Linked DNA regions of Homo sapiens: region 1 is linked to region 2. A link is a loop called in an ENCODE intact Hi-C map of the cell type or tissue named here. Cell type or tissue: IMR-90. All regions are shown on one strand. Links, peaks and the distances in the headings refer to the core of each region. The heading gives the core; the rest is flanking DNA. Region 1 overlaps LOC124906243 (a long non-coding RNA gene). Region 2 overlaps LINC02030 (long intergenic non-protein coding RNA 2030).

What was found. A loop is a pair of places that touch in the nucleus more often than their neighbours do. Peaks named below come from ENCODE experiments on the same cell type or tissue, not always from the same donor. Only the 100,000 strongest peaks of a DNase experiment are listed, where the experiment ranks them.
Region 1: it touches region 2 in a loop (5-fold over the local background); 1 of 110 quality-filtered maps calls a loop at or near these places.

The regions. Positions count from the first base shown.
Region 1 is chr3:55,185,880-55,201,705 of GRCh38, reverse strand. All of the region lies in intron 2 of LOC124906243 (a long non-coding RNA gene), which reads left to right. It overlaps LINC02017 (long intergenic non-protein coding RNA 2017), which reads right to left. Exons shown (of 3, transcript NR_147142.1): 2 at 14,879-14,988; 3 at 12,492-12,610. Among named protein-coding and RNA genes, the nearest start is that of LINC02017, 16 kb to the right of the region's middle. In IMR-90, for the core only: no CTCF peak of the experiment used is centred there; DNase peaks (open chromatin) are centred at 9,545 and 11,235; H3K27ac peaks cover 2,456 bases.
Region 2 is chr3:55,261,692-55,277,517 of GRCh38, reverse strand. All of the region lies in intron 3 of LINC02030 (long intergenic non-protein coding RNA 2030), which reads right to left. It overlaps LOC124906243 (a long non-coding RNA gene), which reads left to right. Exons shown (of 3, transcript XR_007095917.1): 2 at 10,598-10,656. Among named protein-coding and RNA genes, the nearest start is that of LINC02030, 43 kb to the right of the region's middle. In IMR-90, for the core only: no CTCF peak of the experiment used is centred there; DNase peaks (open chromatin) are centred at 8,777 and 10,107; H3K27ac peaks cover 2,660 bases.

The sequences.
Region 1 (15,826 bases), core at 6,574-11,573, 76 kb after region 2:
TCACTGTTTACAAAAACACTATCTGAGTGCTGGGTACTTTCAACGAGATTCCTCACATGCAAGGAAAGCACAATACGCATGTTTTCTATTTGAATGCCAAACTCAGAGAGGTTACCTTATTAAAAACCCTAGTTCATATAAATGCCAGGTGTTTTTAGAAAATATCATAGTTCATAAATACTGCATCCCCTCAGATCATCTCCTCAGCCTCTGTCTTCAACATGGTACCAGGAAAAGTGTCAGAACTTGCAAAACCACTTTGAATCCACAAATAAAGGGTGGGTATTAAAAAAAAAATTCAATGCATAAACCCCTGGGAATAATGGAGACAAGCCAAAGAAAAGGGCTTGTCTTTTCAGGAGCTCCCAGAAAGGAGGAAAATCCTCCAGAGAGGCTCCTAACTGGGTGGAAAAAGGCTCAAAATGGAACCAAAGTTTAATTGCCTCTCCAGGAGCCAAGCCAGGCCTGGAGGGAAAATGGGAGACAGGTCTTTGATTCAGCGCATCTGTACCACAGGGGCCTCACCATGTGCAGGCCAGCATGATCCTCCCCCTCCAGAATGTGTTCGCACTTCCTGTATCCTTCCCCAATACACACTAATGCACCTGTGGGGTGGGGAAGGGGCTCTCTTTTAGAGACAAGCTTGGGCCCCAAGAAGGAAATTACATAACAATAAAGTCATTCTGGGTTTGTCTCACTAACCTATAAATTAAGCCTGATCCTGTAGGCCAGAGTGGAAAGGAGTTTGCAGATATTTTGAGCACCCATCTAGTCCAGTGGTTCTCAAAGTATGGTCCCTGGACCAGCAGCAGCATCAACATCATCTGGGAATTTGTTAGAAGTGCAAATTCTCAGGCCCCACCTCAGGTCCATTGTATCAGAAGGTCTTGGTGAGGGCCTAGCATCCTGTACTGTAACATGTCCTCCAAAGGATGCTGGTGCTGATGTGGGTATGCATGCTGTATTTTCAAAATCACTGGCCTGGTTTACTAGGTAATGGTAACCCCCAGGGCTATGCCTTCCTGATTTTATGCTGCCGATAATTGAATGCTTGCTGTCCTTTAATTTAATTTAAGCATTCCCACAACTTTTGTGGTTGGTACTAATATTTTTCCCATTTTACAAATGAGGAAACAGATATTCAGAGATTAAAGAGTACTCAAAACACTGACCTAGTCAATGTGAGAATAAGGTTTAAATCCACAGACAACACTGTTTACATGCATTACGATTCTCCACACTGGAACTCCTCTCCTATCAGAAATATCTGACTTGCGAAAGGAAACTGTAAGAATCAATGAGACCTAATACAGAACATCAGACTGTAGGCTTGGGAGAAATGTTAGAATCCACCCTTCAACTTACATATAAATTCTCTACAGTAATGTTCCGTAAAGGATGTTCCAGGGACCACTAGTTTCACAGAATATTAACAGGCAGGTACACACAGAGTTCCATGGCCAAATAAGTTTGAAAAATGGTGGCTTAAACTTTGCTGAGTTAATTTCTTAGCAGCAGGACTTCTCAGTGCTGTTGATGAACGTGATCAGGCATGAGGTGACCCACCACAGGTACAGTGCATACCATATGTCTCATGTTTAATTGACTACGGAACTGTTTGCTCCCAGAGCATTTCTTGATTTTGTAAGGCTGTAGAATAAGATTTTGGAAGCCCCAACCTACAATATGCTTTGGAAGGCAGGATCCAGGCTGTGGGTGAAGATCTCCAGTCTTAGGACACTTCCTGCTCTCCAGGAAGCCCAAGCTGTGAGCAGATATGCCTGCCTGCTTGGAAGTTCTGTGTGTTGAGTGGAACCTCCTCCTCAATAGCTTCCTGCCACTGCTACTTATTCTTTCCTGGGCAAGACTGAGGGTAAGTCTAGTAAGTCCCTCTTTCACATCCAGGCTCCTTGGAGATGAGAAGGCAAGCACTCTATTCCTTCCTAAGACTTGTTTATCCAGGACTCAACTCTCCAGGCCTTCCAGCCTTTGCTCAGTGCTATTGTCATCCCCTTTCATCTGGATTATTGCAGTAGCCTCATAGCTAGCCTTTGATATTTTGACTCCTCTAATGTCCATGGCAGCCAAAGCAGAAAATATAAATAATCCTATCTTGTCCCTACTTAAAACACTTCAGTGGTTCTTCATGGAACTTGGATTGAAACCCAACTCTCTAAATTGGCCTAATGCCCTGAGACGTCCTCCTCCTCCCTACCTGAAAATTTAACAGTGCCTTTTCTTCACGAAGCTCCAGCTACACTCTCCTCTCCATTCCCAACTGGCTCTTTCCCACCTCCAGGCCTCTGTCCTTGCTGTTCCCTCTTCCTGAAATGCTCTTCCATCACTTACTGAGAGGCTGCCTCCCACTGACCTCTTAGGTCTTAGTTTAAACTGTCACCTTCTCAGAGGCCTTCCCAGACAACTAGTCTCTCTTAGGGTTCCTATTACCCCCTGCCTCAGCACTCTGCCCTTTCCCTTATTATACAGCCCATGCTTCCTAATTCTACGCTTGTGTGAGAATTGGTTTAATATCTGTATCCCCTGCTCAAAAGTCAAATTGATTGCATATCCAATAAAGACCCTTATGCCTTGCATATAGCCTGCTCTCAAAATTTTGGGATGAAGGGACAATTGTTTGTCTCCAGACCCTTCACATCCTTCACCTCCACCTTCTCAACTGCTAGTTCCTGGAACTTACACACACAATAGGTGTGCTCTGCCTCATGACGTTATTATCTCCTATGCCCTGGATACCATATCTCGATTCACACCAGAGACTAAATTACCTTTTCCAGTGGCTGCCTCCTACCTTGGGCTCACACTAGACTAACACTAAGTCTTCAAACACTGCCAGCTCTTTCCACATGTACTCCCCTACAGTATGACTTGCCTGGGCTAAAAATATGCTACAAATTCCGAGGCCTCAGCACAGATCCTCTGTCTTAACATCTGTTGAATACTTCTCTTTTTTTCAAGCATGAAGTCATCTCATTCTTATCGTAGTCACTGATATCTTGCAAGGAGCTAGGGTGAGGAGTGAAGACTAAGTCCTGTGACTCAGACCCACAGCGGCTTCCCACTAGATTGGCACTATCCTTTGGTGATAGCACATCCTTCAGTTGAAGGGCTAATGGTGGCACTTCAGTTGCTATGTCACCCAGTGAAAGGTGCACTATTTGGGGAGCCCGTCCACCTGAGCTGACACTGAAGGTAGCCCTGTTTGAGCAGAGAAATTGATCCCTCTATTCTCACAAGTACTTTTATTCCCCCCATTTGGGATCCCATATCTCTTTTTCTTCTCCTCATCTTTGGAGGCACGTACCCTTCTATGTTGTGGACCTGTCTGAGCTAAGTAAATTTTCTTCTTCCACATAGTCATTTTGAAATTTAAAATGCTCTCTGGCTGGCCAGGCCTGCATGGTGGCTCACACCTGTAATCCCAGCACTTTGGGTTACTGAGGCAGGTGGATCACTTGAGGTCAGGAGTTCTAGACCAGTCTGGCTAACATGGTGAAACCCCATCTCTACTAAAAATACAAAAAATTAGCTGGATGTGGTGACAGGTGCCTGTAATCCCAGCTACTCAGGAGGCTGAGGCAGGAGAATCGCTTGAACCTGGGAGGTGGAGGTTGCAGTGAGCTGAGATCACACCAGTGAACTCCAACCTGGGCGACAGAGCAAGACTCTGTCTCAAACATACATACATACATAAAAAAATGCTCTCTGTTTTCACCTTCAGTATTTACTGTAGAGATTGAATTAAGCTTAAGAGGAGGAATATAATGTAATGATTAAGGATTAATAATTAAAATCATGGTCTTTAGATGCAGACGGAATTGGGTTATGATCCTGGCTTCATCAGTCACTAGATGTCACCTCAGGAAAGTTGTTAAGGGCCCTCAGAATACTCACAAAATGGACCATTCAAATGCACCTTCCAGAATGTAGCAAGAATCTAATTGGCACTATGGCTGCCATGGGTAAAAGGGGGCTGGAGTTGTCATTTCTTCTTATTGTTTAGTCTCTTTCGTGTCTTTCTTCCGTAACTAGTTGCTCCAAAGGTGGGGATTAGCAAACTTTTTCTGTGGAGATCTAGAGAGCAAAGATTTTAGGCCTCATGGGCTGTATAGTCTCTGTTGAAACCACTCAACTCTGCCATTGTAGTGCAAAGACATCCACAAACAACATAGAAACAAATGAGCATGTTCGTGTTTCAAAAAAAAAAAACCTTAATTTACAAAAGCAGGCTGCAGGCTGAATTTGGCTTGCTGATTGTAGTTTGCCAACCCCTGTCACAGACTTCATTTGTAGGTGACTGTTTGATGGCTTTGGAAACTCTGAGCCCCTGGCTTCCACGCAGCATGGCTTCTGGCCTGAAGGATAGGCAGGAATCTGTGCCACTCTGGTCATGTAAGTTTTAGTTTTGCCAGATGAATCTCCATGCTATTTGTGGGAAACTCTGCAGGTCGTCCAGGAAGAATGACCTCAGTCAGCCAAGAAAATCTCTCTCCTTGGGAAATGTCTTGGTGGTGACAGAATCAGTTTGTACAAAGAGGAAAAGATACTTGTCCAGTCCATGGAAATGACAAAGCTAAGTCCCTGCATCAAATGCCACATTAGAAGAGATTCTAACAATTAGCAATCTGTGAAGAGGAAGGAATCAAATGTAGCCTGATGGGTTTCCTGGCTGGCTCTAAATTCTCTTTATTAACTCGGATTGCATTTGGCTGCTTGTAGCTAAAATCTGACTGTAGTGGCTGAATCAAATAGATTTAATATTGGTAACCTAAGAGAAAGTCTTTCAAAGACCATGGTTCCTCCTAGCTCCCTGTCTTGTAATCCTTCTAGTGTCTCTTTTGACTTCACAGCCACAAGATGGCTGCTCTGAGTCCAGGCATCGGGTGCAAACTTTAGGCTAGAACAAGAAAAAAATGATAAGGAACAAAGTCCTCTCCAGAGTCATCTGTCCCAGGAGCCTTTCACAGTGGACTTTGCACTTACATTTCATTGGCCAGATGAGAGTCACATGACTAAGCTTCAGGGGAGTCTGGGGAAATGAATTTCTTTAACTGGGCACACTGATACCTCAGACAAATCTGGAGTTCTCTTATTGAGAAAAAAAGGAGAGTGGATTTTGAGGGAGGCAATAGCAAGGTCTGTCACATTATCCAAAATGGCAAGTGTGTGCTGCACAGTGGTTGAAAACAGGACTCTAAAATTGGACTGACTCGGCCAGGGTTCCTCATTTCTGAAGGAGAATCATATAACCTCTCTCAGGGTTGTTATTAGGATTGGATAAAATAATCCATGTAAAGTGCCAGACATTAACAGACATCGTTATTGTTAACTATTGCTACTATTCTTCCTCCCTGCCCCTGGGAAACTGCATTTTTTTTTAAGTAAATTCCATTTCTTTGAAGTATATAAATGAGAGAATGCTTGGAAGATTTGAATAATTCTGTTTGACAGAGTCCCAAGAGGGTCTTTGAACTAGGTTCTGAAAAATGAGTAGGAATTTGCCAGGCAAAAAAGAGGGAACCAGGAAGGGCATTCCAGGAAAAGGGAACAGCAAATGCAAAAGCGTGGTGTCAAAAAAGAGCATTTGGCCTCATCACATCACCTAGTAGTGATTCTTTCTAACTGCAGAGATATCAGGGGAATGTTTCCAAAGGTCTAAGGAACATGACTAGAGATTAAGAGGCAAGTGCAGTGGCTCCACTATCAAGCACAAGCTCTTTGTAAAGTGTTTATGTTCGTTAAATGGAAACAACTAGAAATGTAGAGCTGCCTGTTCAAAAACTGTTGGACTAGATTTTATTCTGCACTTACTATCCCTGTCCTGGACTCAGCACTTTACATTCACTAGCATGTGCACCATTCTGGTAACTTTATGAAGTAATTGTTATAATCCCCATTTCATGTGCGAGCTAACTGAAGTTCAGGCAGGTTAAACAAGACATTCACCCAAGTTCACCCAAGCAAGGGCCAGAGCTCTTAATGGTGAATCTGTCATCTCTCCAGGCAAGCCATCTACCTCCTCCATTATCATCTTTATTGTTTTTATTTTTTTATTTTTATTTTTTTCAAGATGGAGTCTCGCTCTGTCACACAGGCTGGAGTGCAGTGGCGCAATCTTGGCTCACTGCAAACTCCGCCTCCCAGGTTCAAGCGATTCTCCTGCCTCAGCCTCCTGAGTAGCTGGGATTACAGGCATGCACCACCACACCCGGCTAATTTTGTATTATTAGTAGAGATGGGGTTTCACCATGTTGGCCAGGCTGGCCTCGAACTCCTGACCTCAGGTGATCTGCCTGCCTCAGCCTCCCAAATCGCTGGGATTACAAGTGTGAACCACTGCACCCAGCCTCCATCACCATCTTTAGATCATCTTTATGTAGGAGACTGTAGCAATGTTCCTCAAGGCTTAGAATCTTAGGGCTGGAAGAGATTAGAGCTGTGCGTTCCAATACGGCAACTACTGGCCACATGTGACTATTAAGCCTTTGAAATGTAGCCATACAAATGTAGCCTTGAAATGTATGGCTAGTGCAACTGATGAATTGAATTTTAAATTTTATTTAATATTAATTAATTTTCATTTAAAAATTAATACTAAATTAGATATTGGAAAGCTTTAAGTATGTTTGGAATAACTTGGGTATGGAGATATATCTTTTTGCCTGTAAATTTTATGAAATCTAAATACAGGTCAAATATGTCTGATGAAAACTTGGCATCTGAAATGCGAGGTACTTTAAGAGTAAGACACACTCTGGATTTCAAAGATGGAGTACAAAAAATAATGTATAATATGTCACTAATAAATTTTATATTGATTATATGTTGAAATGGTAGTATTTTAGGTATATTGGATTTAATAGAATATATTTTTACACTTAATTTTACCTGTTTTTACATTTTAAAAGGTGACTACTAGAGAATTTAAAATTACTTATATAACTCACATTATATTTCTGCTGAATTATACTGCTATAGAGAACACATCTTTTCAGATGGGAAAAGCTGGCTTCTCTCTGTTTTGAAGAGAAGTTGATTACTGGATGGGGACAGATCCCATTCACACTTTTGTCTCAAATGGCACAAACTTGGACAAGTCAGCATGTTTCCATGGATCAAGTTCTAAAAAACTGTAAAACTGTGAAACTACAAGAAAACATCGGAGAAACTCTCTAGGCCATTGGTATGGGCCAAAAAATTCTTGAGCAATACCGTACAAACACAGGCAACCAATGCAAAAATGAACAAATGGGATCACATCAAGTTAAAAAGCTTCTGCAAAACAAAGGAAACAAAAAACAGAGTGAAGCGACAACCCGCAAAATGGGAGAAAATATTTGCAAACTATCCATCTGACAAGGGATTAATAACCAGAATATATAAGAAGCTCAACAACTCTATAGTAAAAAATCTAATAATTCAATTTAAAAGGGGAAAGATATTTGAATAGACATTTCTCAAAAGAAGACATAAGTAGCCAATAGGCACATGAAAAGATGTTCAACGTCATTGATCATCAGAGAAAGGCAAATGAAAATTACAAAGAGATACCATCTCACCCCAGTTAAAATGGCTTATATCCAAAAGTCAGGCAATAACAAATGCTGATGAGGATGTGGAGAAAAGGGAACTCTCATACACTGTTGGTGGGAATGTAAATTAATACAACCACTATAGAGAACAGTTTGGAGGTTCCTCAAAAAACTAAAAACAGAGCTACCATATGATTCAGCAATCCTACTCCTGGGTATGTACCCAAAAGAAAGGAAATCAGTGTATTGAAGAGATATCTGTACTCCCATGTTTGTTGCAGTACTGTTGGCAATAGCCAAGATTTAGAAGCAACCTAAGTGTCCATCAACAGATGAATGGATAAAGAAAATGTGGTGCTTATACACAATGGAGTACTATTCAGCCATAATAAAGGAATGAGATCTTGTCATTTGCAACAACATGGATGGAACTGGAGGTCATTATGCTAAGTGAAATAAGCCTGGCATAGAAAGACAAACATTGCTTGTTCTCATTTATTTGTGAGATCTAAACATCACAACAATTGAACTCATGGAGACAGAGGGTAGAAGGATGGTTACCAGAGGCTGGGAAGGGTGGTGGGAGGATGCCAGGGAGATGGAGATGGTTAATGGGTACAAAAAAAAAATAGAAAGATTAAGATCTAGTATTTGATACCACAACAGGGTGACTATAGACAATAATAATTTAACTGTACATTTTCAAATAACTAAAAGAGTATGATTGGATGATGGTAACACAAAGGATAAATGCTTGAGAGGATTGATACCCCATTTTACATAATATGATGATTGTGCATTGCATGCCCATATCAAAACACCTCATGTACCCCATAAATATACACACCTACTATGTACCCACAAAAATTAAAATATAGAAATTATTAAAAACCCAAAATACCAGGTAAACTTCTTTTACATTCCAGGTTCCTATGATCCTATTGAAATCTCCAGAATTTCAAATACATTAATTATCATAGTTTAATATCAAGAGGAAAACTGGAGTTTTTTTTTTTTTTTTTTTTTTTTTTTTTTTTTTCAGACGGAGACTCACTCTGTTGCCCAGGCTGGAGTGCAATGGTGTGATCTCGACTCACTGCAACTCCTGCCTCCTGGGTTCAAGCGATTCTCCTGCCTCAGCCTCCTGAGTAGCTGGGATTACAGGCGCATGCCACCGCACCTGGCTAATTTTTGTATTTTTAGTAGAGATGGGGTTTCACCATGTTGGAAAACTGGAGTTTTACATCTAATATAGGAAACTATCTGGTAATGAGTTATGCTTCTGCAATAGTATTTTAGACTTGATTCAAAAGCATAACAAATTAATAGTTATCCTTACTAGATAATGTGTAGTATATGTGTGTGGTTATATATAAATGGATATATATGCACTAACACACACACACATATATATACATACACACATACACATGTATACACACACACGCAAGTTACTATTCTTATTTCAATATTTCAGACAGGAAAACTGATTAAATAACTCATCCAAAGTCACTTTGCTAGTAGTAAAGGGTAGAGCTGGGACTCATGTTGTAGTCTGCATGATCCCAATGTCTGCACAAATATCCACTTCCCTATAATACCGGTGCCCATGGCCAGCCCCTTCAGAGTGCCCTCTCCTTTCAGTCATCAGCTGTAAATCCAGGAGCCACAACTGAGTCTGTGCTGAAATGGGGAAGGAGTTCGGAGTCTGGGTGCCCTGAAATCTATAAAAGGTTCAGGGAACTTTGAGGTGAGAGGTTATGAATTAGCCTCCCAGACCAAAGGGAGTGCTTCCCATTTGTTAATTTGATTTTGTTTAGGTTACTGAGCCATGATTCATCCTTAATTGCATTGTTTCAAATGACTAAATAGTCTAAGTATTAACCAACTGCTGAGTGGTTGCCCAGCTTTGGTTTAAGTGGGACATCTTCAGCTTAGGAGTCATTAAAATCAAAACACTGTTGGGCTTCCAGTGGGGTATTGGGTCATCTGCCCACTGAAAGATGGTCCTGGTGCCTGGTGGAACTCCAGAAAATGGAGAATGTATCCCTTCTGTCCCTGTTGCCTGTGTGGGAACTGGACCTCCCACTTCATGTGGGGTTGAAAGTTCCCATAGATGGAATGCCAGAGGACAGACTAATCTGATTCAATAGATAGACATTCCTCCTGACTGTGGACCTTAGCAACGCACTCCACCAGAAAGGTTTTGAAAAAAATTTTTTTTTTGAAATGGAGTTTCATTTTTGTTGCCCAGGCTGGATTGCAGTGGTGCGATCATGGCTCACTGCAGCCTCTGCCTCCCGGGTTCAAGTGATTCTTCTGCTTCAGCCTCCCAAGTAGCTGGGATTACAGGTGTGTGCCACCACGCCCAGCTAATTTTTTTTTTTTTTTTTTTTTTAGTAGAGACAGGGTTTCATCATGTTGGCCCGGCTGGTCTCGAACTCCTGACCAGCCCGCCATGCCCAATCTGAAGTCTGATAATGCATAGGAAGATTTCCAGATTGAAATTATTATTCTCAGAACATGTTCTACTGGGCCTCAGATTCCTTTTCTATCAAATGGGAGTAATGTCAGCTCTACCCTTTACTCCGCTGTGTGAGCAGAGAAAATGACATGATCTCTTATAATAAGCTTTGGAAACATTTTTCAAACAGCTTATCAAAATGTAAAATATTGTTGGTTGAATATAAATCTTTTTCAGCACATTTGTGGGTGTCATGAGTCTTTGACTATGAAATCTATTTATGTTTAATTCCATATTACATTCCCAGCCCTATATTTTAAACTAGTAATTCTGAAGTATCCCGGCAGCTTGTGAAAGACTGTCAGGAGCTGAGAAAGGATGTGAACTTGGGCTTCATTCATGGTTAAGTTTCTAAAACATACAGGTTGGAAGTGAAAGAGGCTGTCATGGTAATGACTATATCAGGGCGATGGGCAAGTTTGGTTTGAACCATGGTTTGAGGGTATGACACACTCCACATGCTAGATTGATGCTTCTCACACTTTAGCATTCATAAAACTACCTGGAAAAGCTTGTTAAAATACAGATTCCTGGGTCTGATGCTTGGAGACTCTGATTCAGGGGGTCTGGGATGAAACCAGAGACAGGGCATTTCTAACCCAGCCTTAGTTGATGCTGATGCTGCTGGTCCACAGTCCATAGTTCAGGTAGAGCTGTTCTAGGTGAATCCTCTGTAGGACTGCAGCTACTAGGATTGGTCTAACCAGTCCCAGACCCTTCATCTACCAGGACAGCTGGCTAATGCCCCCAAGGAACTCTGTCATCTCAGGAACTGCCAAGCCAAACTGCCCCCCTTTCCATTCGTTCTGAGAGAGTGAATGGCTCCGGGAGTAATCTCCCTGTCTCAGAACACTCTTATGACCACACATAAATTTACTTTAAAATAAGCAAGGCGTGAACATGTAAGAATCCACTTAACATGAAGACTGACAGATTTCAGAATAATGTCCTTGTACTACAAATACCCCCACCCCAGGAAGGATTGCAGAGGGCTTAGAAAAGAAAGCCTGGATGGATATCCACATCTGTCAGTGAGACAGAGAGACAGGCTCAGTCACTCTATCTTCCTCAGAGCCTCTCCCTGATCTTTGGGAAAGGGGAGTGAACAACGGAACTGTGAAAAGAGCCCTTTTGACTCTTTTCACGTACTAAGCTCCTGAATCACGCTGGTGTGCTTCAGACATAGCAACACTCTTTAAGGCGGAACATCTGGACAGGGCAAGAAAGGGATCGGCCACATGGACTGGTGGCCTGCTCCAGATGTCTCAAAGGAATAAAGACATTCCCTCGTACAACATCAGAATCATTTGAGCATGCTACAAAATGTGTTTAATTTTGAATCTGAATATAGGTTAAAATGTCCATGATTTAAGTCAATAGCAGGAAGACCTGACACTGAGGGACTATGACAATAAAAATTCCTAAGGAGGACACTGACTTGGAGGAGACATTTGCAGTAAATTACAACCATGTTAGGAACATCAGGCTCATAGTTGGTGGAGCATTTGGCTGTGGGTTTTATTAATTTAGCTAAATACTAATATGCATATCTAAGTTCATTCACTCTCCGGATTAGCACAGTATTGTAACAGCCTTATATAGCATTAGCCTAATTTGATACACAAGTATTAACATGAAAGGGGATCCCTTTCGTGACAAGGTATTATTTCTATAGCAATTTAATATTTTATTGGCCTGAGACAATCCAGCGCCAATTTGCTTCCCTCCCCAAATACAGCATAATAAACATGGGCTTCTTTGTTGTAGCTGTGGTTTAAGGACAGCCACAGTGCGGATAGGGCATGAAGTTTTATTCCCCCGCTCCCCACATCAAACCTCTGTGTCTTCCTCACCATCAGAGGCCCATTGGCATTGTTGATGGTCTGTTTGCATACCTTTCTTTCTTGCCTAAGGGAAGTCAGATGGGATATTTAAGATCCTCCCCAACTTCCAGATTCTAGGATTGAAAACAGAGCAATAATGTGCCTGCTGCATCCCAAGTCGGGAGATGACTCACCCTTCCAGACTTCCTGGAATCCCCATGGAAATGGGCTTGCATCTTATTTAAATGGAAAAGTACAGCCATGACGAAAAAGGAAAATGTCGGTCAGGGTCATGTTGGTGTCAAGGCGCTAGGAAAAAGATAAAGGTCGGCATATTTTTCTCAGAACAGAAGCCTGCTGACCTATTCCCCCAGAGCAAGATCTCTTGCCCTCCTGCCCCCTACTGAAGAACAGTGTGGGTCTGGGACTGAGAGAGAGACCTTGCTGGCCTGGAACACAAGAGATGGCTGCCACTGCTGCCCCAGCTTCCCCTCCCACAGGGGCATGTGCCCAACCTCCTCTTTCTAGAGCCCCTGACCCTGACCTTGGTCAAGCCCTCCTTACCTCTTGCAGTAGACTTTAAATTGAATTTCCTTGTCTCCAGTGTTTCTCCTGTTAATCCAGCTTCCACCCTGCTGCACAATAATCATTTAATAGAAGAGTTCTGAATAGGACACTCCTCTGCTTCAAAGATTTCCGTGGCTCCCCATTGCCTAGAGAATAAAATTCAAATTCTTGTAGTTCTTAACGTCCTGGCTATGTTCGCAGCTCCCTCTTCCACCTCCGTCCTCCCTCTAAGACTCACTATTTTCTTCTGCTGCTTCAGCAAATCCAGGACTCCAAATGTCCCATGGCCGTCTCCATCTCAGGGCCTTTGCTCATCTGGGTTCCTGCTGCAGGGAATTCTGTCCCTTGTGCCTTTTGGACCACTATTCTACCTCTAAAGCCAAGGTCTGATTCCCTCCTTTCCAGAACATTTTCCCTATGCCACCTTAGTCTATTTTTGTTACTATAACAGAATAAGACTTACACAAAGTAAGACTGTGTAATTTCTAAAGAAAAGAGGCTTATTTAATTCATGGTTGTGGAGGCTGGGAAGTTCAAGATCTGGCAGTCCATCTGGTGAGGGCGTCAAGCTGCTTCAACTCATGGCAGAAAGCAGAAGAAAGGAGAAGCTCTGTCTCTCCTGAGAACGAATCCATTCCCAGTAAAACTAATGCAGCCTCTCAAGAAATCCATCTTAAAAACCTAATCACCAGCTGGGCTTGGTGGTTCATGCCTGTAATTCCAGTACTTTGGGAGGCTGAGGTGGGCGGATCACGAGGTCAAGAGATCAAGACTGTCCTGGCCAACAGGGTGAAACCCTGTCTCTACTAAAAATACAAAAATTAGCCAGGCGTGGTGGCTTGCACCTGTAGTCCCAGCTACTTGGGAGGCTGAGGCCGGAGAATCGCCTGAACCCGTGAGGCAGAGGTTGCAGTGGGCTGAGATCGTACCACTGCACTCCAGCCTAGAGACAGAGAGAGACTCCGTCTCAAAAAATCAAAAAACAAAAAACAAACCAAAACAAAGAAACCTAATCACCTCTTAAAGGTACCACCTCCCAACAGCACTACATTGGTGATTAAATTTCAACATGAGTTTTGGCAGGGACAAACCACATCCAAACCTACTGAGAATTAGTCACTTTTGGACCCCTATATTTGGTCTTCTAGTCTATTTAGTTATGTGCGTTATTGGCCTCCCCAGTAGACTCTGCAGTCTTAAAGAAAGAGCTTGGTCCAGGCCACTAATTTTCTATAATCTGCAATCTTTTATATCCTTATATCTTTGAAAAAGTATCTATTATTTCTAAATGAAAATTTTGCCTATGTAGACTCACAGGACACGTGAGTCAGAGGGATGTTATCAACTATTGGTGACGGCAAGTCATTGCATCCGGGCCTATATCCCGCTCTGTAGCTAAGGCAGACAATGATCATCAATCATGGTGGTCTTTCCAATGACCCCAGATGTAACTTTCTGATCCTTCCAACCCGGTGCTCCTAGCAGCAACCATTAATCAATCAGAGTTGATATTTACTTGCCATCCCCTATCTAGTTTCTTAGCCCTTATTTTCCAATTTCCTCCCCCCTCTCCTTTATGGCTGGTATTGCACAGCAGTCTTACTGGAAGCCCTAAAGGAAGTTCGTGCTGTAAAAGTTGAAATTTTTGTCTGTTCTTTTAAAAGCCTCCAGCAGTGAGGTAGGTCAGAGTTTGGGGAGAAATCCGAGATGTTCTTCTATTGGGAAGATTCACCCAGCTCTCCTTTAACTTAAAGGAAACTCAGTGCAAAGTCTAGTTCAGCCAATTAGCTGCACTGGTTGGTTAAAGCTAAAAGAAGATGATCAGTGTTCATGTTTAACTTTATAATATTGATATAGAACCCATAAATGCCACCTCAGCTCTTCAACATTGAAGAATAGGCAACAAAGTTTTCTCCTTTGAAATGAAACTACTATATTTCTAATAAAGAAAGGAGCCACATTTAGGAGAATTTTACAAAAACATTTCTTATCTTTTCCAACAAGTCTCTCTCCATTTGAGGAAAAGCCCGGTGATATTAAGGAACCCACTGATAGCTCCACAGGTGTATTCACCCACCCAAGGCAGGGCCACCAACGGGACTGGATACACTCACTGGCCTGTGGCCTCTGAAATTCGTCCTGAAGCCAAACTCCTTTTAGGCAACATGACATGATCAAGGCCAAAAACAGACATTCCCCTCAAGTAGGGGTTTTAATTACTTCGTGTGGTACCAGAATAGAAAATTCTAGAGAATTCTTTCCCTTTACTTCAGTAAACTTAGCAACAATGAATTCAAACTAAAGGGAATCACATTTTGACTGTACTCAGTGGATAAACTTCCACATTTATATTTACTGACACCCATTCAGAGCCAGATGTGGTTGTCTATCCTGGAGTTATAGCAGCGATTTACCTTGAAGAAAGCCTGGTCCCTGGAGAACTTCCATCCACTGCACGAATGCATGCTGCAAATGACATTCACATTCGTGATTTCCAGAAAAGGACAAAGAAGTACGACTTACACTGTGCAAGCAAACAAAACAATAACACTGGTCAAACATTATTTCCCATTGATGTGAGTACTGGAATTCCTCTAAATGTGCCCCAGCTTGGCTCCTCCTCTCATCCCTTCCCTTGATAACTCCTGTCCACCTGTAAGAATTCCTGCACTTACTGCCACATTTGAGTGTCCCCCTCTGTTACCTTCTGCCTCCCAAACCTGATGAGTGAGCCCTCTGCATCCCTGTACTGCCCTGTTATTTCCAAACTCCCCTTCAACACTGACAATGCATAGGAAGATTTCCAGATTAAAATTATTATTCTCAGAACATGTTCTACTGGGCCTCAGATTCCTTTTCTATCAAATGTCCTTCAAACTGTCCCTGTCCTATTGATTATTGTTAACTCTCTCACCAGTATATTGCTGGAACATTACAATTGTTGAAGAAATGCTTATTGAAGGAATGCGTTTAATGAAGCTGTTAATATTTAGAGAAACCTTTCTTTAAAAGAAGAAAAATGGCTGAGTTGAAAATCACTGAACTATCACTCAATTCCATTTTCCTGTTAAAGATGGACAGACAGCACAACACACACACACACACACACACACACACACACACACACACACACACACACAACATAGAAATAGTTCTTTCCATGAAGTTTCTTTAGAACTTTACTGTATGACTCTCATTCTGTTGACTGTGGTCAGAATTATGTTTTCATCTTATGCAGTTTATCTAGTCTTCCGTACCAGGCCGTACCGTATGTATTCTTCAAGGTCAAGGACTGAGTATTTCATTTCACCTACAGCACCCTCTCAAGTAGAATTACCATGTGTCTTCTTGCTACAGAGTTC
Region 2 (15,826 bases), core at 6,577-11,576:
CTTTTCAGTTTGTAGACTCAGGTCAATATATTAAATTATTACAATATATAGTAAACATACAGAATATGCATGTGTGTGTGTGTGTGTGTGTGTGTGTGTGTGTGTGTGTGTGTATATATATATATAGTATTTCCTTTCATATCTACCATTCTTATTTACAATTTGTAAATTTATTTCTATTCATATGCTATTGATATGGTTTGGTCGTGTCCCCACCCAAATCTCAAACTGTAGCTTCCATAATTCCTACATGTTGTGGGAGAGACCTGGTGAGAGGTAATTGAATCATGGGGGTGGGTCTTTCCCGTGCTGTTCTTGTGATAGGGAATAAGTTTCAGGAGATCTGATGGTTTTATAAAAGGTAGTCCCCCCCTGTACATGCTCTCTTGCCTGCTGCCATGTAAGATGTGATGCCATGTAAGAATCTTTGCCTTCTGCCATGATTTTCAGGCCTCCCCAGCCACGTGGAAGTGTGAGCCCATTAAACCTTTTTCTTTATAAATTATCCAGTCTTGGGTATGTCTTTATCAGCAGCATGAAATCGGACTAATACAGCTATGTTTCCTGTATTTTTCAAATGTGCTTTTTTTGTGGCAATAGTTGTGCTTCTTGCTTTGATGCAGTTTTATGTCCTACAAAAGCATTTCTTTTCTCCTCAGTTTTTTCTAAGTCCTGCTAAATCCTTATTCATCATATCATATTTTCTTACCACATTTTGGTCATTTATTTCATCCATGTGATTTATAATTTATTTGTGAATTTAGTTGTCATTTTAAAAATTAAATTAAAAGAAATGATCTCCCCCTCTTTCTTTCCCTCTTCTGCCCAGCCCACCCTCTCTCACTGTTTATGCTGTATTCTTTTCTTTTAGTGGGGCTTGGAGGGTTGACTAGGAGACAAAATGTTCGTATCGGAAACATGCCAATTTGTCTTCTTTTGCTTTCCTCCTTTACCTTTTATTTTTTTCTTGTTCATCTTTAAAAAGGCAGGTAACTGGTCTTCCTATTTGCCAGAAAAAGGATGTTCACCTCAAATGTGTGAATTCTTCTCTTATAACATGAGATCCAGGAATGTTGATAGTCTCTCAGCTTCCCAGGGAAAGGTGGTCCCTGTCATTGGTAACTTGGACTCTTTGATTCATCTCTGGTTTTACTGACACTCGTGCATCAGAATCCACCTCACTCAAGACAGAGTGGATTCCGTCTCAAAGGGTAGGTGTCCCCAGATTTAAATTTTTCCCATCTGTAGTGTAAGCAGGCTCTTTAATGGAATTTGAGCTTTAGAGAAACCCTGTATGTAGTAAGCATTTGATTTGGTGTGGTTACAGGCATTTTTCTCTTTTTAACCTCCTCGTTTGCTGCCAGGCTTCAACTGAAACACTTGCTGCAAGGATATTATTACTTACTTGGCTTCGACCACCTGCTAAACTATTACAAAGTTTATCTCCTCCTATAGTTCCACCTCTGTAGCCTCAGAATATTGTTTACAGGATGCAGAAAGGTGGCTCCAGAAGGCACATTGAGGAACTTACTCTGGGACCTTCCCATAACTCCAGTCCCAATCCCTGCCTAGTGTGAGACATCAGTGGGTGTTTTTGAGAATTTCCTTATTTTCAATGATAAGCTTATTGCTTATCATTTCTTGCAGAAGGAAACCCTGTTCTGATTTTTAGAATCTTCACTACATTTGGTCCCAATAGTTTCAGACCCAAATGATACATCTGGATATGTATTCCATACCATTGAGACCACTTCTGCTATTAGTGTGAATAATTTCTTTGTTGTTTTTACTTCTTTTGGTTTAATTTTACTCAGCTACGGAAGGGGGAGCTTTGCAACTTCCTAAGCATCCTGTACCTTTGCACCCACCTTTCTTAGAATCTTCCTTCCCCTCTATAACATTGAACTAGTTTAGCTTTTTAAGACGTTTATCCTTACCTTCCTTTCATTTTAGTCATATGTGTTTTAGATGAGTGCTGTTCCAATTGTCTATGGTTAAGGACAAGTTGGTTGTTAAAATTTCCAATCTGTTGTAGACCCTTGCCTTTATGAAGTGTACTAAGCATTGAATTTGCAGAAAGTAAAGTGAAAATAAGACATACAATGCAAATCTGAATTTTTGTTATTAGATTCAACAGATAAAACATTACCTACTATTCGCGTTCCTAAATGCTTACTCTCAATTTCTCTTCTTATTCATTAAGGATGGATCTCAAACAACACGCAACCAGGCATGGTCCATGAGGCCCCCTTTAAGTAGCATCGCCATATGCCCCTCAAGGGCAAGGGCAAGGTCTTGTTAACCCTGTGTGTCCCCCCATGCCTGCCTAACACTATGTCCTACAAATAGCACCTATTGAAAAATAACTGTTGACTATAGGGGTAAGACAATAATACCCTAAGTAGCAAGTGCCTCTTAAGGTGAAAACTCTTAAGTTTATTCTTGACCTTCACAACTTCCTTTTGCCTTGGGAAGATGCAGGTGCCAGAATCTGGATTTGCAGCCAAGGCCCAGAGAAGAGTGGGTCTACACACATGAAGCCTTTTATCCATGCTGTTTTATTTGACCCAAGGCATTTTCCCTCATCTGCTGTTTCATGTCTCTATTGGGAGTAAAAAGCATAGTGTGAAAGACAAGGCAGGATATTAACCGGACCAGGGCCTGGGCCAGGTGTGAGCATTCTGTCTTCTGTCTGTCACTTTATTTATCATCCTTCTCTGAGGACCTCTTGAGGACCCTCTGACTCGCAGTCACACAAACATGGACTCTGCTTGAGAAGCATGTTACGATGAAACACTTGTGGGGTGTAATACGGTCCTGGAACTAGGAATCAAACCTATATATTCTAGTTTATTCTCCTCCAGGGCCAATTTGAAGAGAGTGGCTGAGGAAGTAGCCCCACTTAGGATAGTAGCTGGGCTGAGACTCCACCATCAGCAGTGGGGAAGTCACAATAATGAATAGGACAAAAGGAAGGGACTTCACTTACTGGTCAAATGGAGTGCAGCTCTCGTACCAAGAGTCAGTGGTGTGCAGAGGACTGAACACCCACTGGGGATCTGCAGGGATGGATAAACCAGGAGCCCGCTCTTGAATGATGGGGAGGAAAAGCCAGGGAAAACTCATGATGAGGTAAGGCACATGTGTAAAGGCCATAAAAGACTTATACCTAAAGTGCTAGGGTGACAAGGATGGAGGAAAGGGTAACTTTTAAGGGCAAAAGGTCACTTCCCAGATTATTAAAATATATTTTTAAAATTTTTTATTTCCATAGGTTTTTGGAGAACAGGTGATATTTGGTTACATGAGTAAGTTCTTTAGTGGTGATTTGTGAGATTTTGGTGCACCCATCACCCAAGCAGTATACACGGCACCCAATTTGTAGTCTTTTATCCCTCTCCACCTCCCACCCTTCCCCTGAGTTCCCAAAGTCCTACTGTAACCCTAAATTGTAGGCATATATGGAAAATAATTTATTTGTTGACCTCCTTATTTAATATCCTTCCTCTGCCAACTCAGGTGGTGATCTCAGTTTGCGTGTATTTTTTTTTCTCCTATTTCTCAGGATTGCATTTATAGTTTCTTTGTCTATGAGCTTATCTAATACTAACTTTTGATCAGAGGTGTTGTTTGTGTGTGTGAAATGCTTGGAAGAGTGTCTGGCAGATGGTAGGCATTCACTCAGTGGTTTTCCCTTTGTTTTTGGCTTTCTGGACCTAGCTATCTGGGGAAAGGCTATTAATTATGATAACTGCAAAGCATCAAGTTGATGAGAGAGTGAACCCCTGAACAGGAAGGGGGAGGATTTGAGTCCAAGGATAATAGGTGACCAAATTGTACGGAAACAGTGCAGAAGAGCTAATTTCTTGGCAGTTAAAAAAAATATTGCTGTGGTTTTTCTTTCCTTTTAGATGGGAAAGGGGGTTTATCTCCTTAGAAGTTTCAGGGAGATCTTTTCAAAACCCCACAACTTGACGTATTGTTTAATAAATATTTGTTGATTTAGTAGATGAGCCTGCAAAAGCTATTCTCATATATGCCAACATTGCCCCTAGGGAGACATTGAGTCTGTTGGATCCAATGACCTTGGATAGCTTAGAATGATTTGGTGATCTGGCGTTAGACTTAGGAATAAATGTAACCAGTTTGAAGTCTTATAAAAGCACAACTAGACTGGGAATTAGGGTAGCTCAAACTATTTGGTGTGAAGTTTGAGCTCTGTATTTCATTTCATAGCTGGACATAAGCATTGCTATTTTCTCGACTAGTGGTTCTCAACTGGTGGCAATTTTGCTCCCCATGGAATATTTGGGGATGTCTGGAAACATTTTTGGTTATTACTACTGAAGAGTGGGGATGCTACTGGCACCTAAAGTGTGAAGGCCAGGGAAGCTGCTAAATATCCTGTAATGCACAGGACAATGCCCCCCTCCTCCCACAGCAAAGCGTTATCTGGCCCTAAACATCAGTAATGCAAAGGTTGAGAAATCCTGTTCTAGACAGACTTTCTACATTAAAGAGCAACCCAAGGGAAATTATTCCTAAAGGTTTTCCTCTGAAAGGGAACTTGACAATTAACAGCTCAAAGTCCCTTTAGACTCTATTCTATGTGGTTGGATAACCCCTGGGCCTTCTAAATATATCCGTATCACTGTGCTTGCAGATTAGCAATCCCCCTCCCCCATCATAAGCTCCTCCCCCATATACAAAGGAGACTTGAGCCAAGTTCTTTATGGCCCCGCCCTAATACTGCTGTCTGTTCAAATATTGCCAAGACTTGGACATTGTCACAAGTAAAGTGCTTGAGAATGATGCAGTAATGAAGGCAGTGACCTGATTGGGTCCTACCTACCCTGTCAGTAAGGCAGAGAGAGATCTATAGGACTTGTATGAAAAGTGTTTCAGCTTCAAACAACCAATAAACAGTGCTCAGCCCCTCTGTCTGCCTTCCTTGCTGCAGTTTGACATGCAATTAACACACAGGGATTCAACTGGACTACAGCTCAAGGCCATCGAGGTTTTGTTCTTGCCAACTTGCAGAGAATTCCTGGACTAGCAGACCAGTTGGACAAGGGCCTTTGGAGCTAGAAGGTGACTTTCATTAAAATGACTCAGTACTCTCCACAACCATCCCTGAGATGTGTGCTTCAATTCTGTTCAGACTAAACCACTTCACAGTGCAGCTAGCAAAAAGAAGGCTTTTAACATTCACTTGTAGCTATTCTGAACAATGATAAAAGATGTTACCAAGACTTATTTCAAACAGTTTACTGTGTGTCAGTTGCATAGAACTTAGATGATGCAAGATCACTCCCAGGAGGTATATTCTCCTGTTTACTCCCTGAATCTGCGTGAGGTGCACAACCTTTGAGCAGGCACTGATGGGGCTTCCTCCATGTGGCAGGAATTCACAGATACAGATCAGAAGGAGAAGGAAGCATATAAAGTGCAGAATGCACAGAAGCTGAATTCAGCTCAGCCTAGGGCAGCAGGAGGAGACGGAAAAGAGGTGCCTGCAGAGCCTGAGAGGAGCCTGGAGGATGCTGAAGGCAGAGAAACCTCCATGGTGATAACAGCACAAGAACAATCGAGATGAGAGAGGATCTTGCCATTGACAGTCATCATTTGCTCTTTTGCTCTGTTTGTCCATGTAGGTTCTTGTGTATTTATGCCTCCTTCCTGCTTCCCTTCCTCCTTCCCTGTTGTGCTATTGTGTCTTTCTTCCTGTTGGCCACATCTCCTTACCGTGATCAGAGCTGTGTGCCCCATCAGTGCTCAGCTATGAAACTGCTGTGACCTTAAACCCTGGGGAGCCAACCTTACAGGCAGTATCTGTAAAACAACAACTTCAATCTAGTGAAATAATTTATTAACTCAGTGAGACAACTGTTCCATTCGGGAACTTTATAATCAGGTAGAGGAGAAAGACATGTACGTTAATATTGCTGTACCACTCTTTGAAGCTGGCCTGATTATGTCCATTTAAAAAATGAGTTAGCTGAGACTAAGAGATTAGGGGTAAAAAAGAACTAAATAGATATTGGCTCTGAACTATATGGAATAGAATATTTGATTACAAATAAAAATCTTTTTTAAGATAAAAGTTTTAATATATTTATTTGAAGCTTTGAGGGTGATTGGCATAAAGATAAATTTTTGATAATAATTAAGATGTAATTACAACCCCATTAACCACACTTTTTTGCATATAAAAGCTTGGCGTATCTCATTCCTCTCAAGGCTTTAAAAACTATATGGTAGTCCACCGGGGGGATAGGAGACAGGAGATAAGAGTCATAAAACAAAAGATCCAAAGATTTCAGTAGCTGTGGTGGATGATGTTCTTCCTGTGGAATTTTCCAATGTAACCAAATGATCTTGGGTCCCATAGCCGGTGTTTGCTCTTGAAATTGGACTTGGAGCAGTTGGAAACATGTTACATGATCTCCATCAGCCATCTCTAAGTTTATTAATTACCCCTATTATTACCAACTGTGAGATTTGTAGAATGTTACTTAACTTTCTGAGACTTGTTTCCTTATTTGAAAGAAATATGGATTAAAATAATAATCTTAATAAATTATAGATACTATTATTATTGAAGTTTGCCTATTTACAGCTTGCCCAAGCTAAGAGAAGTGCGTCTTCTCTCTCCCATATTTCCATGTAGTAGATTCTTCCATTTCTTTCAGAAGGTGAAAGTCTTAAAATTCCAAGTTACATTTAGCTATAGATTTGGAACTTCCCTCCTCTGCCTAAGCAGATTTAAAACAATTCCTATTGTTTTACAAAAGCAATCATTCTGGCAATTGATATGGATACCTGGCCTTTCACATCCCTCCTTTTTGCACTCACCTCTCCTGTCTCTTCTCTTCCCTCTTCCCTCCCCTCAACCCCACAAGTTTGCTGTGGTTTTCAAAATATTCAGATATAAAAATGTTTTATTGTTGTTTGTTTGTTTTGGTGGCATAGAATCCTTTTTTTTTCCAGAGAAAACATTATACAAAGGACCAATACATAAAACAGACCAACACTGACCTGCTGTCTTTGACATGGGGAATAGGCGTTTGCTCCCACTCCCTCCCCACTTTATTTTACACTGTTTTTCAAAGGAACATGAGGCATTTTCAAAGGAACCTTAGGATTTCAGCGACTGTATCTTACGAACCACTTGTCCACATGAATGAGATAACAATGTTAGTTCTCCCATTCCCAGAAGGTGTGTAGAAACTGTCCTAGCTTAGATGGGGGGAGGGGGATGTGGGGGGCGGGAAGACAGGGGAGGGAGCGTACTTCCATGTGATTCCCCCCAGGGCCCACAAGAAATGCATGAGATAAGCACCCTGGCCTGGATCTGGCTATATGGGGCTCTAAACATCTGTGACGAACCAGAGCATGCAATTCAGTCACACATATGTCTCAAAATACATTGATACTTTGGTCTTTCGACGTCACCTCAATGGTCCAGCCATACAACCTGCCTAACCGAAAGCTGAGCACATTTTCCATCACCAGGCCTTGGTACTCATGGCTTCCCGCTCCTGCACTAACACCCATCCTTCTCTCTCTGCCTGGCTATTTGACTCACTCAACCTCCAAGGCATTCTCCATGAGCTCCTTCCCAGTTTCTAGAGCCAGAATTCTTTGGTGTGTTTGTTCATTTGTGCCTCCCCAGCATTCTTCTGTCTCCCTCACAGACAGGAGAAATGCCCACTCATACTCACTAGATGGATGCCGTGGTGATCACATCCTGGGTAAACTACCGCCCTATTACTGTCAGTAATTACATCACAAAGTGCCCACCATGGGCCAGACCCAAAGGAGGAGTCTTATAGACATTATCTTTCATTGCTGACCACTCCATGTTGCTTCATTAGATAGCAGTGTTCCTTGCTAAGTCAGACCAGGGAAGGATCATTTCCAAAGAAAAAGCAAACCTTTTTATTCCTAATTTTTTTCTCTTTGGGTGTCAAATGTAAACTGGGCAAGATAGAATTACTCAGTTTACCTCTACAACAGTCCTATTTTTCATGCTGATTCTGAGCTTCAGTGAGAGTCTGTAACAAAAGTGTCTCTCAGTGAGACAATTTTTATCTTGGCTCTCAGTGATTATAATGAACTATTGAGCAAGTATTTTTTTCCTGGAAAGTCCAGTTATCAGTTTTGGGTGGCTTTTATCTACTCATAATCCAGCAGATTTGTAAAAACCCAACATTTCCGGTGCAAATACTTTACTTAGGCTAGTTCATCATCCCTTGCCTAAGTGATTACAGAACTATTTTTTAAATCAAGGACAGTACCCATCAGTTGGGTGTAGTGACTCATGCCTGTAATCCCAGCACTTTGGTAGGCTGAGGTGGGCGGATCACGAGGTCAAGAGATCGAGACCATCCTGGCCAATATGGTGAAACCCTGTCTCTACTAAAAATACAAAAATTAGCTGAGCATGGTGGCACACACCTGTAGCCTCAGTTTCTTGAGAGGCTGAGGAAAGAGAATCACTTGAACCCAGGAGGCAGAGGTTGCAGTGAGCCAAGATCATGCCACTGCACCCCAGCCTGGAGACAGAGTGAGACTCCGTCTCAAAAAAAAAAAAAAAAGAAAGTATTATAGTGGGACAAATTATATCTACAAATATTTGTTGAGTACTATACCACATCCAGTGCTGAGTATGAAGACAAACATAAAGATAAATACTATGTTCTAATGAAGGAGACAGAGTCCTTGTCCTCAAGTAGCTGATCAAGTACAAGGCAAGAAATGCTGGCACATGACTAACTGGAAACATTCATTCGTTGTTTATATTCAGTTTTGTGTTAGGAATTTATGGCATCTTACAAAGAAACATACAACACAGAAAAAGTTAAAGACTTAGAAGTGAGGAAGAAAGATTAGGCAAAGGGAAAACAAGGTCAACCAGAGCTAATATTGAGGCCAGTTCACAAAATACACCACCTGGAAACTGCTGGAAAGCAAGGGCCATCTCTGTTGTGTGCACAGCTATCCCCAGTGGATGGCACAGTGCCTGCCACACTCAATAAACAACAGATGAAATGGGCACTTCTTCCATTGTAGACCATGTAGCAACTCTATTCATGATAGCAAAACCACATTTGGTGAATCCAAAATTTAAGGCCACCTTCTCTAGACCCAGACTACATTGAAAAGTTGGAAGCTGGAGACCTTACTGCCATATCTTTCAATTTGGGATGGATGTATCTTGTTTGAAAAAAAAAAAAAAGGATGGCAGAATATGTGTTGCAGTCTTGGTTGCACTAGTCTAGTGGCTCTTATTTTTCAAACATATTTCTCTTTAATTTCATCATTATTACCTTTTATTTTGACAGGTAGGGTTTTTCTCCCCATGTTTATGTGTTTCATCTTTCCAACTGAAGGTACTTAGAAAGTAGGAACCAGATAATCTTCATCTTTGCAACTTATTCCTGCTTCTTGAGCATGTAGCACAATACCTTGAACATGGTGGGCACCAAATAATTCCTTTTTAACTGTTTACTCTTGTGGGCATCGACCAGTGCTAACTCAGTTTGAGTCAAGACTATATTGTGCAAATGATGATGGTGAGCTGCAAAGCCTCATTTATATATTGACAGCTAGTAGGGTTCAAAAAGCCAGTGTGATGAAAAGATGTATCAGTGTGCATGTGGGTGTCTGATCATTTTACCAGCCAGAGTGCATTCTTTGGCAACCTGATTCTAGACTTTAGTGACTCCAAATTTAAAGTAGGGATAGAGGAATGTAAGACAGGAGGGCTGAGAGGAAAGGGGCTGTGACACACAAGGCAAGGACTAAGTGGTGTGAGATGTTGGATGCAGTGTGTGATGAAGAGAGGGGAAAGTGAGTAAGAAGCTTTTAAGCAGTGATGATGGAAAAATACATAAATAAAGCAAAGGAATTTTAAAAAGTAATAGCATGGATTACAAACTGGATCTTTAAAACAATGTTCTCTAAGAGAGAAGACTAAAGGTAGATATATGTTTTAAAACTATTAATCTTGCCTCCTGTCCTGTTTGTTTAATGAGAAACCACACTAGTACTGGATTGTATGTGACTAGGGAATTATTCTGGTTACAACAAGTAACATATTTTTACTTCAAAACACACACTCTTGGTTACACCAGTCATAATTACTCACGTAGTGAGTTAGGAAATTCTACAACCAGGGAGAAGTAGAGCAGGGCAAAACTATTCAGGCATTACTTTAATTTAAAAAATAAAAAAGTAATTTCAAAGCCTAAAGAGCAATAAATGTCATGAGTCGGCTCAAAGAACAATGAGACACTGTTTTCACCTAACAAATTAGTAAATATTTTGGAAAGTATTGACATGTATTAAGTGAATTCTGTTATAAGTTTTTAATGCCTGATACGATTAGGCTCTGTACCCACCCATATCTCATCTTCACTTGTAGCTCCCATAATTCCCACATGTTGCAGGAGGGACCCAGTGGGAGATAATTGAATCATGGGGGTGGTTTCCGCCGTACTGTTCTTGTGGTAGCAAGTCTCATGAGATCTGATGGTTTTACAAGGGGAAACCCTTTTGCTTGGTCCTAATTTTCTCTCTTGCTTGCTGCCAGGTAAGACATGCCTTTTGCCTTCCACCGTGATTGTGAGACCTCCCCAGCCACATAGAACTGTGAGTCCATTCAACCTCTTTTTCTTTATAAATTACTCAGTCTCCGGTATGTCTTTGTCAGAAGCGTGAAAACAGACTAATACAATGCCCAGCCCAAAAAAGAAAATTAAAAGTCCATATATTACTGGCTGGATTACTAATTGAATCAGAATTTATGGAAAATCATCTGGTAATGTATGTTAAGCTACTTAAAACTGTTCGTACCCTTTGGTGGAATAAGTATCGTAAAGCAGTAATCAAAAATTGAAACAGAATATGAAATATTTTACAGCCATTAAGAATCAGGTTTTAATGAATATATAAAATAAATATTCATATATATGTGTGTATATGTGTATCTGCATATTATATGACTTCAATTCTGTAGAAATGTGCATGATCATACAACAACATGCCTGAAAGGAGATGCTCTAAATGTCAGGTTTTATTGGACTGTTAGAATTATGGGTGAATTTTTTTCCTGCTTTTAAAAACAAAATTTGTATGGGTGGGTATGGCTTTAATAATATAACAAAAATAAACATTTTTTGGGGAAAAAAAAAACTAGTTCATAACCTAAGCCAGTCTCATTTACTTTGCCTAACAAAAGATCCTGTTAAATTTTCTACCAGAAAAAAAAAAAACCTTGACATGCAGACCCATCAAAGAGATTTGTCACTGTCTCTTCAAAGGAGGAAATTATGTTTCAAATTCATCCTTATCCCAAAGCAGCTAATTTGATTTTATCAGTCATCAGCAAAGCCCTTAGATTACATAATTTATGAATTTCTAGGCTCCATCCCTACAGGGCAATATTCAATATTTAATGGAAACCATTACACTGTTAGATTTCTAGAGCTCCTCTAACGTGTTGGCTTGGAGAAGCCTCCAGCCTGAAGTACTGAGTGGTCATCTCGAGCATATCTGTTTGGTCTGACAGCACTAGACAGATGCAGAGGTGGAAACAAGATGAGGAAATTAGGATGCACACATGTTAGCCCTGGGATAGGAAGCCTGGAGAAATGACCCCAGGACACAGGTGGCAAAAGTAGTTGCAAAGATGATTCTACAATGAACTTCTAGGGATTGATGTTTTCATGAAAAATTATCTAATTGTCAGAAGCAAAGGGCCTCTCCTGGCTGCAAGACGTTCCCAGACCAGCCTCCTTTTCCTGGGCATCTGCTGTCTGAAAAAACTTTGTGTATCTGTTTTGCATTAACAGTGTAACTCATCTTCAGCCTTATCCAAAATTGGACCTGGACTTTCTCCTCTGCACCACTTCACTTTGCTTTCCTTCTGTTGCCGGTGTTAGAACAGAATTTAATTTGTTCATCCTTAAAGGCTTTTCCATCACTAGATTTCTCAGGAAGTTCTGACTCTTGGTATTTATTCCCCTGACAAGTAGGCTTTGAGGATGAATCTCATGTGGCTTGTCAGGTGCATTGAAAACAAATCTCCTGGCAGTAAGGGAGTTGCTATGAATGGTGTTCCGGCTCTGTTTCAGGAGATAGTGCGATTCTGGGACAAGTAGTGCAATCGTGGAGCCATTTTATTTTTAGAAATATCATTCTCAGTCTCACGTCTGTTGTCAAGAGTAATAACAGTGAACACACTGCAAGGATGCCTTTAGAAGTAGAGGGGCTGCAGGTATTCGGGTAATGGTCTGCAGTAAGAGAGATGCTGGGATAAAATGCCTTTCTCCAGAGATGATAGAAAGGAAAAGCATTCCATAGTGAGTCATCTCTTGGGTTCATCTGCAGTCTACTTTTTGCCCTTTCACCAGAAAGCGTAAAAGTAAAGAGAGTGAAATCCAATGTTCTATGCCTTTTGTCTAGCTGAGAGATGCAGAGAAGGCAGCCACAACCTCCTGAGCAGCCCACCTCTAACATTCTTCCCAGAAGTCATGCTGTATGCAGAAAAACCTGAATACAGATCCTGAGACTATAGATCTTTTGGTTACAGAAATCTCAAATTTCAGGCATCTTACAGGTGTTCCCCAAACTGACAGTCCATTCAGACTTCCCTTTGTCTTGGTCACTGGTGATGCATTGTGCTCCATCAGCCATGTTCCTGCTCTAGCTGTAGATGCTTGGCAGTGCTGATGTTGTGCTCACCTCCACTCACTATAGCTTCATCCAGGGAGACCAGGCCAGGGGCACATGCTGTCAGCTTATAGCATGTCCCATTCATTCCTTCATTCGTTTATGGTAGGAATGAAAGGATAGGTGATGTCAACTTATTCCTCTCTTCCTTCTCCTTCTCCTCCTCCTTCTCCTTCTTCCTCTCCTCCCTCCTTCTTCTCTCTCCTCATCCTCCTTGTTCTACTCCTCCTTCTTCTTCCTCTTTACTTTACCTGTGCCATGGATTTAGGTCAGGTAAATATGTGATTTTGGTCCCACAGTGAGCTAAGCTTCCTATCAGTGTTACTAAAACATACCTCGTTACTATGGCCATCACTCCTAGTAAGTAGCATTCCCCAGCTTACATACCAGTGCAGAATCTTTCTCTAGCTTTAGTGTGTATCCAGGTCAGTGCTTGTTAAAAAGGATCTGAATCAGGGTGCAGGGATCTCACTTTTAACAAAATTCCCAGGTGATTCTGCTGCAGGTCGTCTCTTTGATTCACTAGATGAAACATGGTGCTGTGCACGACCCATTTTATGGCTAGATGGGGTCAGAAAGCACCCAGTTCGTGATAGGCAGTTCAGGTCACATGGTGACTTGATGGCCCATAGTCAAATGTTCAGTTTCCACAAAAGCCCAGTAAGAGGTCAAGAACTGTCTCTCAAAGGGAGAGTAGTTATCTGCAGAGGATGGCAGGGCCTTGCTCCAAAATCCTAGTGGCCTCCACTGTGATTCGCCTATAGGAGCCTGCCAAAGGCTCCAAAAAGCATCTCTATCTGCCACTGACACCTCAAGCACCATTGGATCTGCTGGGTCACATGGCCCAAGTGTCAGAACAGCTTGCACAGCAGCCTGAACCTGTTGCAGAGCCTTCTCCTGTTCTGGACTACACTCAAAACTGGCAGCCTTTCAGGTCACTCAATAAATGGGCCAGAGTAACACACCCAAATGAGGAATGTGTTGCCTCCAAAATCCAAATAGGCCCACTAGGCATTGTGCCTCTTTCTTGGTTGTAGGAGGAGCCAAACGTGGCAACTTATTCTTTACCGTAAAGGGCCTATCTCAACAGGCCCACGCCACTAGACCCCTAGAAATTTTACTGACGTAGAAGCTCCCTGCATTTTAGTCGGATTTATTTCCCATCCTCTGGCATGCAAATGTCTCACCAATAAGTCCAGTGTGTTTGCTCTTCTTGCTCACTGGATCCAATCAGCATAATGTCATCAATGCAACAGACCAGTGTGATATCTTACGGAAGTGAAAAAGCAATCAAGGTCTCTCTGAATAAGATTATGACACAAAGTTGGAAAGTTGATATACCCCTGAGGTAGGACAGTAAAAGTATATTGCTGGCCTTGCCAGCTGAAGGCAAATTGCTTCTGGTGGGCCTTATGGACAGGAATGAAGAAAAAAGGCATTCGTCAAGTCAATGGCTGCATAGTAGGTACCAGGAGATGTGTTAATTTGCTCAAGCAATGAAACCACATCTGGTATAGCAGCTGCAATTGCAGTCACCACTTGGTTAAGCTTATGATAATCCATTGTCGTTCTCCAAGATTCATCTGTCTTTGCACAAGCCAAATGGGAGAGCTGAATGGGGATGTGGTGGGAATCACCACCCCTGCATCTTTCAAGTCCTTGATGGGGGCACTAGTCTCTGCAATCCCTCCAGGGATGTGATATTGTTTTCGACTTACGATTTTTCTAGGTAGAGTTAGCTCTAATGGCTTCCATTTGGCCTTTCCTACCGTAATAGCCATCACCCTGCCAATCAGGGAGCCAATGTGGGGTTCTGCCAGCTGCTAAGTATGTTTATGCCAATTATGCATTCTGGCACTGAGGAAATGACCACAGGATGAGTCCAGGGACCCACTGTAAGTCAGACCTGAGCTAAAACTTCATTAATTACCTGACCCCCATAAACCCCTACTTTAACTGGAGGACCACAATGACATTTTGGGTCCCCTGGAATCAATGTCAGCTCAGAGCCAGTGTCCAGTAGTCCCCCACATTTCTGATCATTTCCCTTTCCTCAATGCAGTTACCCTGGTAAAAGGCTGGAGGTCTCCTTGGGGAAGGATGGGAGAAAGATTCACTGCATAAATTGTCAGTAATGTAGTGGTGTCCTTTCTCGAGGGTATCCAGCCTCCTCTTCCTTCAAAGGGTTCTGGGTCTGTAAACTGGCTCAAGTCTGGAAATTGATTGAGGGGCTGTGATTCTCTGTTTTTATAATTCAAATTAGTCTTTTGTCCATTCGACCTAGAAGTTTTCTGTTTGTATAATTTAAGTAGGAATGCAGTAGGCTCCTATCAATTTCACTTCTAGGAACGCTGTGATTAATTAGCCAATGCCAGAGCTCTACACAAGTCAGACTATTCTGGTTGCCACTTTGCCTCTGCTGTCCATTATGGTAACTACGCCACCTTGCCTTTGACGGTTGAGTGATGCCACTTGGCCCCTGCCCCCTCAGGATCCAATTATTCCCATCGTATTTAAATTTTGTAGTTGAGTGACTGCTATTCCCACCATTGGATCTGACATACAGAGAAGAGCAATTACAGGGCTCTTCAAAGATGCAGGTGCTGCCCTCACAAATCTATTTAACAAGACATTAGTCAAGGGTATATCTTCTGGACCCTCCCAGCTGGGATGAGTAGGTCTAATGTGACTAATCCACTCCACCATCCCAATCTCCCTAAGCCTTTGGATCCCTTCCTCTACATTAAACCAAGGGAGATCAGGCATTTCCAGCTTGCTCACAGTGGGCCATCTTTTAATCCATATTTCAGCTAACCAAGCAAATAAACTGTAAGAACCTTCTTTAACTCCCTGAGCTGCAACATTAAATGCAGAGTCCCTACTTAGTAGGCACAAATCAGTAAATTCAGCCTGATCCAACTCAGTGTTCCTTCCACCATTGTCCCATACCCTTAATATCCATTCCCATGGCTGTTCTCCAGATTGCTATTTATATAAATTAGAGAACTCAAACAGTTATTTTCAAGTGTAGTGTACTGCTTCATGAGTCACACTCTCAACCTCACCTCCAGGGGCCCACTGGGACTTT